Linked DNA regions of Homo sapiens: region 2 is linked to region 1. A link is a loop called in an ENCODE intact Hi-C map of the cell type or tissue named here. Cell type or tissue: endothelial cell of umbilical vein. All regions are shown on one strand. Each heading gives the region's core, and the rest is flanking DNA. Links, peaks and the distances in the headings are about the cores only. Region 1 has its middle 57 kb from the start of DRD3. Region 2 has its middle 8.3 kb from the start of GRAMD1C.

Evidence for each region. Peaks named below come from ENCODE experiments on the same cell type or tissue, not always from the same donor. Only the 100,000 strongest peaks of a DNase experiment are listed, where the experiment ranks them.
Region 2: it touches region 1 in a loop (7-fold over the local background); 1 of 110 quality-filtered maps calls a loop at or near these places.

Annotation. Positions count from the first base shown.
Region 1 is chr3:114,119,656-114,125,037 of GRCh38, forward strand. No RefSeq gene overlaps it. Among named protein-coding and RNA genes, the nearest start is that of DRD3, 57 kb to the right of the region's middle. In endothelial cell of umbilical vein, for the core only: no CTCF peak of the experiment used is centred there; a DNase peak (open chromatin) is centred at 2,856; H3K27ac peaks cover 2,126 bases.
Region 2 is chr3:113,827,813-113,833,194 of GRCh38, forward strand. It overlaps a transcript of GRAMD1C not described here. Among named protein-coding and RNA genes, the nearest start is that of GRAMD1C, 8.3 kb to the right of the region's middle. RefSeq lists an enhancer at 3,086-3,235. In endothelial cell of umbilical vein, for the core only: no CTCF peak of the experiment used is centred there; DNase peaks (open chromatin) are centred at 2,979 and 3,469; H3K27ac peaks cover 3,076 bases.

The DNA.
Region 1 (5,382 bases), core at 218-5,217:
GGAGAACTGTTTTAATCCCACAAAGACTGCGATGAGGAGGAAAGAATAGAGATTTCTGTGCTAGAGGAGAGAATAGGAACCAAAAGGTGGATTTTATAAGGCAGCAGATTTGGGTTTAATGAAGAGAGGAATTTTCTAAAGGATGACCTGTCATGTGTCTTAGGAAGAAGTGAGCCAGCTTCTTAATACAGCTAGATGATCATGGGTCAGAGATGTTCTAGAGAGAATTTCTGCAATTACTAGCAGACTGGGCTCAAGTCTCTTCCAACTTTCAAATCCAACGATTGTAGGTTGTGATAAATTACAGGCTTCTTGAAAGTCTTTCATATGGAGTCTTAGGGAATCTGTCCAAGCATAATAAAAGACTCAATTATATCAGTTTTTCTTAAAGAGAAAAAATACCCCCATCACTATTAGTCAGTCTGGACTGGTGCTGCATGAAATAGGATAAATACAGGATTTTCCTTTTTCACTTTCCCCAACTCCAATGAGTTTGCTATTAAATTCCTTTTTTTAAGACACAGAAGCAACAGATTGTCTTTGTACAGGTTTACTTTTTATTAGTAAACATATTTACAGGTTTTTAGGGCTCAGAAGATAATTCATGTCCTTCTAGAATTATTTTTAGCCTGTCTTATCATAGCCTTAGGAATCCAGACTTACCATATTTACTGATAAGAAAGTTGAGCTTTAGTAAGTTTATAGACTTGACCCAGGCCATCAAACAGACTACACGCCAATGCTGGAAGCTGACATCTTGTATTCTGAATGAAACAGCCTTTGCACATTTCCCCTAGTCATCCAAATTCCAAGTTCTCTTGCCTGTCATACCACTCTCACTATATTTTATGGATTGAATTGTATCTGGCAAAAAGATTTGCTGAGGTCCGAATGCCTGGTCTTTGATCCTGTGTTGAAAAAGGGACTTTGCAGATATAATCGAGTTAAGATAATGTAATATTGCGTTAGGGTAGGCCCTTGTGATTAGCCTCCAGAACGGTGAGAGAATCAGTTTCTGTTGTTTTAAGACATCCAGTTTGTGGCATTTTGTTATGGCAACCCTAGGAAACTAATAACACCATATCCAAGGCATTGCACCCAGGCAGGAAGAGATGGAATAAGAGGAAGGGGTGTCAGGCTCAGATTTCACAAGGGACAAAGACAGAAAGTCTTAAAGAATAGATGTGTTCTGCTCCTCATTTTCTGGCCGGAAGAGGAACACAGTACCCAAGTTAGTCTTTAGCAAGCAAGTATCTGCCACCATCAGCCTGGGTATTAGAGCATAACATACTTGTGCACTGCACTGTGTAAGCAGGAGAAGGTGCCCTGTTAGGTACTATCCATTTTTCTAACAATCAGACTACAAAGTCAGCCAAGTATCCTGGGCACGTATAGGGAATAAAAGACAACAGAAAAATCAGATTTTCTGTGAGAGATTGAAAACACTATGCCAAGTAAATAGGCTCTGGGTGGGCTGTGAACTAGACAGATATGATAGGAGTAGTTGCTTAGGGTGAAAATAATAATCACAAGAGTACCAATGATAATAATAATCTCTTACATTTGGTAGGGCTTTACAGTTGACAAAACACTTCTGCTATGGTTTGAATGTTTGTGTTGCCTCCAAAATTCATGCTGAAACTTAATCTCCAATGCAACAGTATTAAGAGGTGGGACCTTCAGGAAGTGATTAGGCCATGAGGGCTTTGCCCTCATGGGTGGGATTAGCTTCTTATAAAAGGGCTACAGGGATCTACCTGTGCCTTTTGCCCTCTGCCATTTTACCACACGAGGACACAGTGTTTACCCCCTCAGGAGGACTCAGTAACAAGGTGCCATCTTAAAAGCCGAGACCAGGCCCTCACCAGACACTGAACCTGCCAGCACCTTGATCTTAGATTTCCCAGCCTCCAGAACTGTGAGAAAATAAACTTCCATTATTTATAAATTTCCCAGTCTGTAGTATTTTGTTACAGCAGCAAGAATAGACTAAGACAGCTTTTAATATGTGATTTTTATCTAATCTTCAAATATACTAGTAAGGAAGATCGGGCTGTGGCTGGGCGCGGTGGCTCAGGCCTGTAATCCCACCACTTTGGGAGGATGAGGTGGGTGGATCACCTGAGGACAGGAGTTCAAGATCAGTCTGACCAACAAGGTGAAACCCCATCTCTACTAAAAATACAAAAAAAAAAAAAGGAAGATCGGGCCTTCAGGTCACTGTTTTACTCACGAGGAAACTGAAGCTCATGGAGGTTAAACCACTTGCCCAAAGTAACTTGTCTGTGCTAGCACTAGAATGCCAGTCTTTGACTCATTTCTGTTCATTTTCTTTCCCACAGGGTGGTCAGAACCACCCTGGGTTCAGCCCAGCTCCCTCTCTGGGACACATGTATCCTTGGAGGCCTGTAGCCACCACTCACTCCTCTCAGTGCCCTGCAGACTATACACAAAGCAGGAGTCAATGCACAATAATGGAGATGGGGTGATTAATTGAGGTGAGGGTGGGTGGAACAAGAGGTCCCAGGTCTTGTGCTTGGCACGAACTCTCTGGTTCTGCCTCTGCCAATGTGTGCTGCAGACAGCTAAGCTGACACTGGCATCACCTGCACTGAGTCTCTGTGTCATGAGGTAGTCATGGAAACTCACTCCTTCCTAAGGTAATGAGGAGACAATTAGGTAGAAATGAGAAATCGAGTTAATTGCTTGTCATCCCCTCTCTGCTCTCTGTGTATTTATTCAAATTAAGCTTTTTCAGTTTTCTAGTGTCAGCAGATACCAATGATCGGAGCACAGGCTTGGGAGCCAGGACCTCCAGGAAACAGCCAGTACTGCATGAATCACTTGCCCTTCCTGCCTCTTTGTTTAGTCCTGACCCAAGCATTCAGGAAAACAAATCTCTTTGCCTGACCTCCCTTGGCTTCTGACCGAAAGTCTCTGAACTGACTTAATTTTAACCATCTCTGGCTCCACATGCATTCAGCTAGTCATTCCTCTTCCTTTAGAGAAAAAGGGAGGAATTCAAATTAAATTCTACATTTGTGGAAATCCAGTGTAACTCAGAGAGATGTAGTTAAATAAATCAGTGATGGACGTTTTGTGGTGTGTATTGTCCGCATGGATGGTAAGGAGGCAAGACCTAGAGGTCATTTGTGAGTAGGGCCCCCATAGGCTCAGCTGCCACTTGAGCAGAGCAGGAAAAGATCTGCCAAGATCACACCCTTTCCTTCCCTGTCCTTTCCGTAGGGTCTCTTCTCTACAGCAAGATGGAATTATTTGAAATTCCTTTCATGGTCCTTGCTTCTACTTATCTTTAGCTCTTCAGAGGTCTGCTCTGTCTAGAATGCCTTTCCTACTTTTTTATTACATCTCAACCCTGGCAATACTTGTCCAAGAAGCCTTCTCAAGGCTGAATATGGGGCTTCCAAGTTCATGAATTTCAAGAATTCGTGGGTTTCCAAACACCATGAATTCTCTTTTTTATAGACAACAAGGAGTTCATCACTGTACGCCTAAATTCTACTGTGGGCTAGAAGCTTCTGGGGGCAGGAACCATGTCTTCTTTTTTTTTTGAGATGGAATTTCACTGTTGTTGCCCAGGCTGGAGTACAATGGTGCGACCATGGCTCACTGCAACCTCCACCTCGCAGGCTCAAGCGATTCTCCTCTGTCAGCCTCCCGAGTAGCTGGGATTACAGGTGCTTGCCACCACGCTCGGCTAATTTTTGTAATTTTAGTATAGACAAGGTTTCACCATGTTGGCTAGGCTGGTCTCGAACACCTGGCCTCAGGTGATCCACCCTCCTCGGCCTCCCAAAGTGCTGGGATTACAGGAGTGAGCCACTGCGCCCAGCCAGCCATGTCTTTTTTGATGATGTTTCCCAGTACTAAGCACAATGCCTGACACATAGAAGGTGATCAATCAATATTTATTGAATAAGTGATGGATTTAGAAAATGAGTAATGGATAGAGTATTAGAGGATTGTGTCCTGGAAGAAGAACATATTTATGTAAGGTCTAGGGTTCAATGTTTGTTGTAATCTACGTGGATTTCCATGCTATTTGCATTTTACCCAAATAGTGTGAGCAACTATGAGACTTCTTTGGGATCCAGAATAGATCTGCCCCAAGAATTCCGCTCTGCTTCATTCAGGCCAACCTCTCTCCTGGGATTTTTGGCCATGCTGGCTCTGAAGGTAGTGAGCTCTGAGAGTAAGTGTGTGGGTTCATGTGGGGACTGTAGAGGCAGAGGAGGTAGAATGAGGAGTCTCAGGATGAAGAGGCTGAAGTGCTAGCTTGGAGATTCGTTTGGGATTCCTGTAGGAAGCTCTTCCTGGATCAGAAGAAAATGCGGGAAAAAAGATGTTGTCTAGAATTAGGGATAATAGACACTATCTAGAAAAGGGGTGGCTCGCAGTTTAATGGTGGAGGTGACAATATAACTTTTACTTTGTATCTGCATGAAGTTTACCGTTTTTATAGGGCCCTTAGGAATGCAGCAAAATAGAAAGAGTACAGAACTAGGATTCAGCACATTTGAGTGCCAGGCTGTCATTAACCAGCTAGGGGACAACACTTCTGGGCCTCAGTTCCCTTTTCTGTAAATGAAGGAGAGGGCAGACCCAAATACGCTCTAAAAACTGTTCCATGATTCTATAAAAATAGATGAGTTTCCCGTGCTACCATTTTAGAAACTGGATGTGGCAGGAAAGTAAATTAATGTCTTGGGTTGGGTTCTTAGGAAAGTTTGGGGTGCAAGTGGATGGGGTAGGATGAGGCTGCCCCAGGGATCTTTGTTCCATCTTTTTCTTCCCCACTCTTTCTCCGTTCCCCTTTACCTCTCTGGTGGGAGGCAATGTGCTGTAGTGGCAAATCGCCTGGACTTGGAAATCAAACAGAGACACATTTTAATCCATGCTCTGCCACTTACTGACTGTGTGTGACCTGGGGCAAATTTCTTAACCTCCCTCTGCTTCAGTTTCCTCATCTATAACATGGAGTTTGTCTTCCTGAAGGCTATCATAAGGGTTGAATATTTGATGTGAAAAAAGGACACAGGAGGTTCGTTATTATTCTTCCTCACAAATATACCAATACTGATGTTGTTTATGGTTTTTTTTGTTGTTGTTTTTTGAGACAGGTCTCACTGTGTTGCCCAGGCTGGAGTGCAGTTGTGCAATCATGGATCACCGTAGCCTTGATCTACTGGGTTCAAGCAATACTCCTGCCTCAGCCTCCCAAGTAGCTGGGACCACTGGTGCATGCCACCATGACCAGCTAACTTTATATTTTTTTGTAGAGACAGCATCTTGCCATCTTGTCCATGCTGGTCTCAAACTACTAGGCTCAAGCAATCCTCCTGCCTTGGCCTCCCAAAGTGC
Region 2 (5,382 bases), core at 99-5,098, 290 kb before region 1:
TGTGGGCCACGGGTTGGACAAGCTTGCACTGATACTTGGTTTTCCCCTGAAACTTGAGAGGAAACGGCTTTCCCTGAAGCCCTCTCAAGTGGTGTCTGTTTCCTCTCCCACACCATCATATCACTTGTAACTTCCCATTGATCTGGCCTTCTTTGATCCTGGCCTCCATTGGCCTCCAATCAATAAGGCCTCCATTGATCCTGGCCTCTATCATTCATGCCCTGTGGAGTCACCTCCCTCAGTGAATCAGAGCTGACTGACCCCAATAGAATGCGGTGTAAATGATAGTCTATAACTTCCAAGGTTAGGTCATAAACGGCACTGTAGTCCTCACCTTGGTATCCTGGATTACCTGCTCTGAGGAAAGGCACTGCCATGCAATGAGGACTGAAGCAGCTCTGTGAAGATGTCCATATGGAGAGGAATTGAGGTCCCAAACCAATAGCCAGTACCAGGTGCCCGGCCATGTAAGTGAGACACCATAGAAGTGGATCCTCCAGCCACTATCAGGTCTTCTGATGACTGGATATCCACTTGATTAAGGGCAACCTCTGAAAGCCCATGAGCTAGAACTGAGGAGCTGAGCTGCTCCAGGTTCCTGACCCACAGAAACCATGAAATAATGAATGATTATTGTTTTCAGCCACTAAGGTTTTGGGTGATTTGTCATGCAACTATAGTAGCTGGAGCACCAATGGGCCCAAGAAAAAGTGATTGTCTTCTTTTTTCCTATTACTTCCAGACTCTTTTCCTTCACTCTTCCCTAACACTCTATCTTTGAATTTCATGTCAGAACACTATGCCACCAGTTGCCTTTTCTTATTGGAGTCATCTATAAACTCACAATCCATGTTCCCTTTTTCATTGAAGATTTTTGCTCCTTGCTCATGTCGCTTTCTTCTACCCTACTCTTTCTGCACTTGGTGATTTCAATAGCCACTAAGGTTATACTTTCAATTCCTGGTTTCTTAGTGCCTTGTCCTCTGCCCCAACAATCTGAACCACCACTCCTGTCAGCCACCCACTCTCATGCTCATATCATAGAACTTATCATTATAACTGCAATTTGTCCACAATCTCAGTTTCAAGTACCATTTGTATCTTTCCAACTCATCACTTCTATCACCAGCAGTCCTTTAATCTCAACTAGATTTACAAACATTTAATCCTCACACTTTCATTGGCCTTGACACTCTTATGACCTTATTTTGCTTCTTAACCCTGCTTGGACTCCAGGGGCAATCATTATTGCCAAATCCTTGCATACATACTTATCTCCCTTGCTTCTCTTGTGACTTAGCGTACTTGCCTGGTAAAAATCAACCTTAGGCTGGGTGCAGTGGCTCACATCTGTAATCCCAGCACGAGGGAAGGCCAGAACAGGAGGATCATTTGAGGCCAGGAGTTAAGACCAGTCTGGGCAACATAGGGAGGCCCAGTCTGTACAAAACAAACAAACAAACAAACAAACAAAACTCCCCAAAACCTAGCTGGATGGGGTGGTGTGGGCCTGTGGCCCCAGGTACTTGGAAGGCTGAGGTGGATCACTTGAGTCCAGAAGGTTAAGACTGCAGTGAACAGTGATCATGCCACTACACTTTAGCTTGGGTAATAGAGAGAGACCCTGTCTCAAGAAACCCTCCAAAACCTCCAACTAAATCCAACTGTGTCCATTCTGTGTTTGCATTTGTGCAACTACAAAAAAAAAATGACACAACTGTGGAGGGTGGTTTCACTTTATTTATTGAGTTATAATAGTTTTTAATTACTTGAAATAAGAAAGTTGCAAGAATAGTGCAAAGGCTTCCCATAAAACTTTTACTCAGATTTTCATGTTTGCTTTATTTATTATTCTCTCTTGGCACACAATTTTTTTTTCTGAAACATTTGGGTGAGCTAGATCAAATATATCAGTGTACAAAGTCATACGTCACTTAACAACTGGGATATGTTCTGAGAAATGCGTCATTAGGCAATTTTGCTGTTGTGCCAACATCCTAGAATGTACTTAAAGAAATCTAAATGGTAGAGCCTACTGAGGTGATGTTGTTGTCTGGGGTAATACCTGAGGTTCGTTGTCCCACGGTCATGGAAAACAAGGACGCAGACAAACCAGGGTGAGGTTCAGAGCAGAAGTTTAATAGGCGAAATAAAGAGAAAAGCTCTCTCTGCTGCAGAGAGAGGGGCCCCAGAGAATATGGGTTGCTGCTTCCATGGTGAAATGCAGAAGGTTGAATAGATGATCTTGGGGAGGTGGTATCTGATTTATATAGGGCACAAAAGATTGGTCGGACCAGGTGTGTCATTTGCATAGCACACGAAGAACTGGTTAGGACTAGGTGTGCGGTTTGCACAGCATGCAAAGAAGCTGGCCACTCCACCCTAATCTTTTATTATGGAGATGGGTTCTCTACATGGCCAGGCACCATGTTGCCTGCCTCTTTACTGTACACGTGGTGACAAAGAAAAGAGAAGAGGACCCTCCCTGTTGAACATGCCTGGCATCCAGGTAGCCCTTTTCTATTGGCACTGAGGCTGGCATTCACCTGTGCAAGCTTTTTAGCTTGCTTATCTATGTTTGCGGCTTGATTTTTCAGGCTGCTCTTTGTTAGAAAAGAAATGTTTTGGTGGCTGCTTTTTGTTAAAAGGGGAGTTCCACCGAGGACTCTTACCCTTACTATCTGCCTAAATTCTATCTCCTGTATTACTACTACACACTTAGGCTATATGGAATAGCCTATTGCTCCTGAGCTATAAACCTGGACAGCATGTTACCATGCTGAATACTGAAGACAGCTGTAACACAATGAGAAGTATTTGTGTATCCAAACATAGAAAAAGTACAGTAAAAATATTGTACTATAATCTTATGGGACCACTGTTTTCTTGTGGTTCACTGTTGAATGCAGTGACTGACACATTGTTATGCAATGCATGACTGCACTTCCTAAAACAAGCACATCCCCATACCTAACCATAGTACAATTATAACAAACAGGAAATTGTATGGGCATGGTGACTCATGCCCGTAATCCCAGCACTTTGGGAGGCCAAGGCGGGTGGGTCACCTGAGGTTAGGAATTCGAGGCCAGGGTGACCTGTAAAAACCCCATCTCTACTAAAAATACAAAAATTGGCCTGGCATGATGGTATGCACTTGAGACTACTCCGGAGCATGAGACAGGAGAATTGCTTGAACCCAAGAGGCAGAGGTTGCAGTGAGCTGAGATCGCACCACTGCACTCCAGCCTGGGTGACAGAGCAAGACTCTGTCTCAAAAAACAAAAACAGGAAATTAACACTGAGTCAATACTATAATGTAACCTACACTTTATTCAAAGTTTTCCAGTTGTCCCAGTAATGTTCTTTATAACAACAACAACAACAAAATGTTTCTGGTTCAGGATCCAAGACAAAATCGCACATTGTATTTAGTTGCTATATATCTTTAGTGTTCTTTAGTATGAAAGAACACTTCAGTCTTTCTTTGCCTTTTATGAGTTTGATGTTTTTGAAGAGTTCAAGTAATGTCCCTCAATTTCAGTTTGTCTGTTTCCTCACAATTAGATTCAGAGTATGCATTTTTGGCACTGTATATTGTTTTGCACCTTACTTTTTTTTAATGTGACAAAATTTTTTGTAGATCTTTATATATCAGTGCATAAAGAGTTTCCTCATTCTTTCTTGGCCATTACTTCTTCAAATATTCTTTCTTTCTTCTCTCCTGGAATTCCCATTTTGTATATGTTGGTCTACTTGGCAGTGTCTTACAGGTCTTATGGGTTCTGTTCATTTTTCTTCACTTTTTTTTCTTTCTGCTCCTCAGACTGAATAATCCCAATTGACCCACCTTCAAGTTGCTGATTTGTTCCTCTGTCTGCTCAAGTCTATTTGAATTACTCTAGTGAATTTCTCATTTCAGTTATTGTATTTTTCAGCTCCAGAGTTTCTATGTGGTTCCTTTTGTAATTTATATCTCTTTATTGATATTCTTCATTAGGTGAGACATTGTTCTCATGGGTCTCTTTTGAATTTGATTTCTTTTAGCTCTTTGAGCATATATGAAATAGTTGATTTAAAGTTTTGTTTGCCTAATGCTCAGGCTTCATTAGGGGCTGTTTCTATTATTTTTCTCTGTATATGGGTCAAACTGTCTTGTTTCTTTGTGTACCTTATAATTTTTTGTTGAAAACTGGACATTTTGAATATTATAATGCAGCAACTTTGTTTTTTTTGAGACAGAGTCTTACTCTGTCGCTCAGGCTGGAGTGCAGTGTGCAGTGGTGTGATCTCGATTCATTGCAGCCTCCATTTCCCCAGTTCAAGAGAGTCTCGTGCCTCAGCCTCACGAACTACAGGCACCCACCACCAGGCCTGGCTAATTTTTGTGTTTTTAGTAGAGATAGGGTTTCACCATGTTGGCCCGGTTGGTCTTGAACTCCTGACCTCAGGTGATCCACCTGCCTCAGCCTCCCAAAGTGCTGGGATTACAGGCATGAGCCACTGTGCCTGGCATAATGCAGCAACTTTGAAAATCAGGTTGTACACCTCCCCAGGTTTTACTGTTGCTGCTTATTTTAGCATTTATTTGTGGTTTGTTAGTATCTTTTATAAACTACTTTTTTATGTTATGGTAAAATATACACAAGATAAAATTAACCATTTTATCCATTTCAAGTATGGTTCAGTGACATTACGTGCATTTATATTGTGTAATGATCACATCTCCAGAACTTTTTCTTCACCCCAAACTGAAACTTTGAACCAGTTAAATAAAGCCCCATTCTGCCCTCTTCATAGCCCCTGGAAACCACCATTCTACTTCCTTTCTCTATGAATTTGACTACTCTAGGTACCTCATACAAGTCAAACTAATTTTGTAAAGTTTGTATTCTTTGTTTTATGTGGCCACATAAGTCTCTGTTCTGTCAGATTAGAAAAAAATAAAAACCGAGGAAGAAAAATACATACAGAAACAAGCAATTATCTTCCAGTCTTTGCAGACTGGCTTTCTGTGTGTGCTGGGTATGCCTGTAACACCCAGCCAGGCAGTTTATATCTCTGCCTTAGCCGAGCAAAAAGTCAGCCAGAGGTGGAAGTTTAGGGCCTTCTTAGGTCTTTTCTGAGCATGTTCCCAGCTTTGGGCATGGATGTGGCCTTCTGGATTCCCAGGAATTTGTGAGAGTTTTTCAAAGCCCTTATTCAGATTGTCCATTGTTTGCCTGAACTGTTATCCCTTGCCCCAAGTGATACTGGTAATATATTTGCCTTCAAATTTTTTCTTTTCTTTTCTTTCTTTCTTTCTTTCTTTTTTTTTTTTTTTGTGTGTGTGCGTGTGTGTGTGTGACGAGTTTTGCTCTTGTTTCCCAGGCTGGAGTGCAA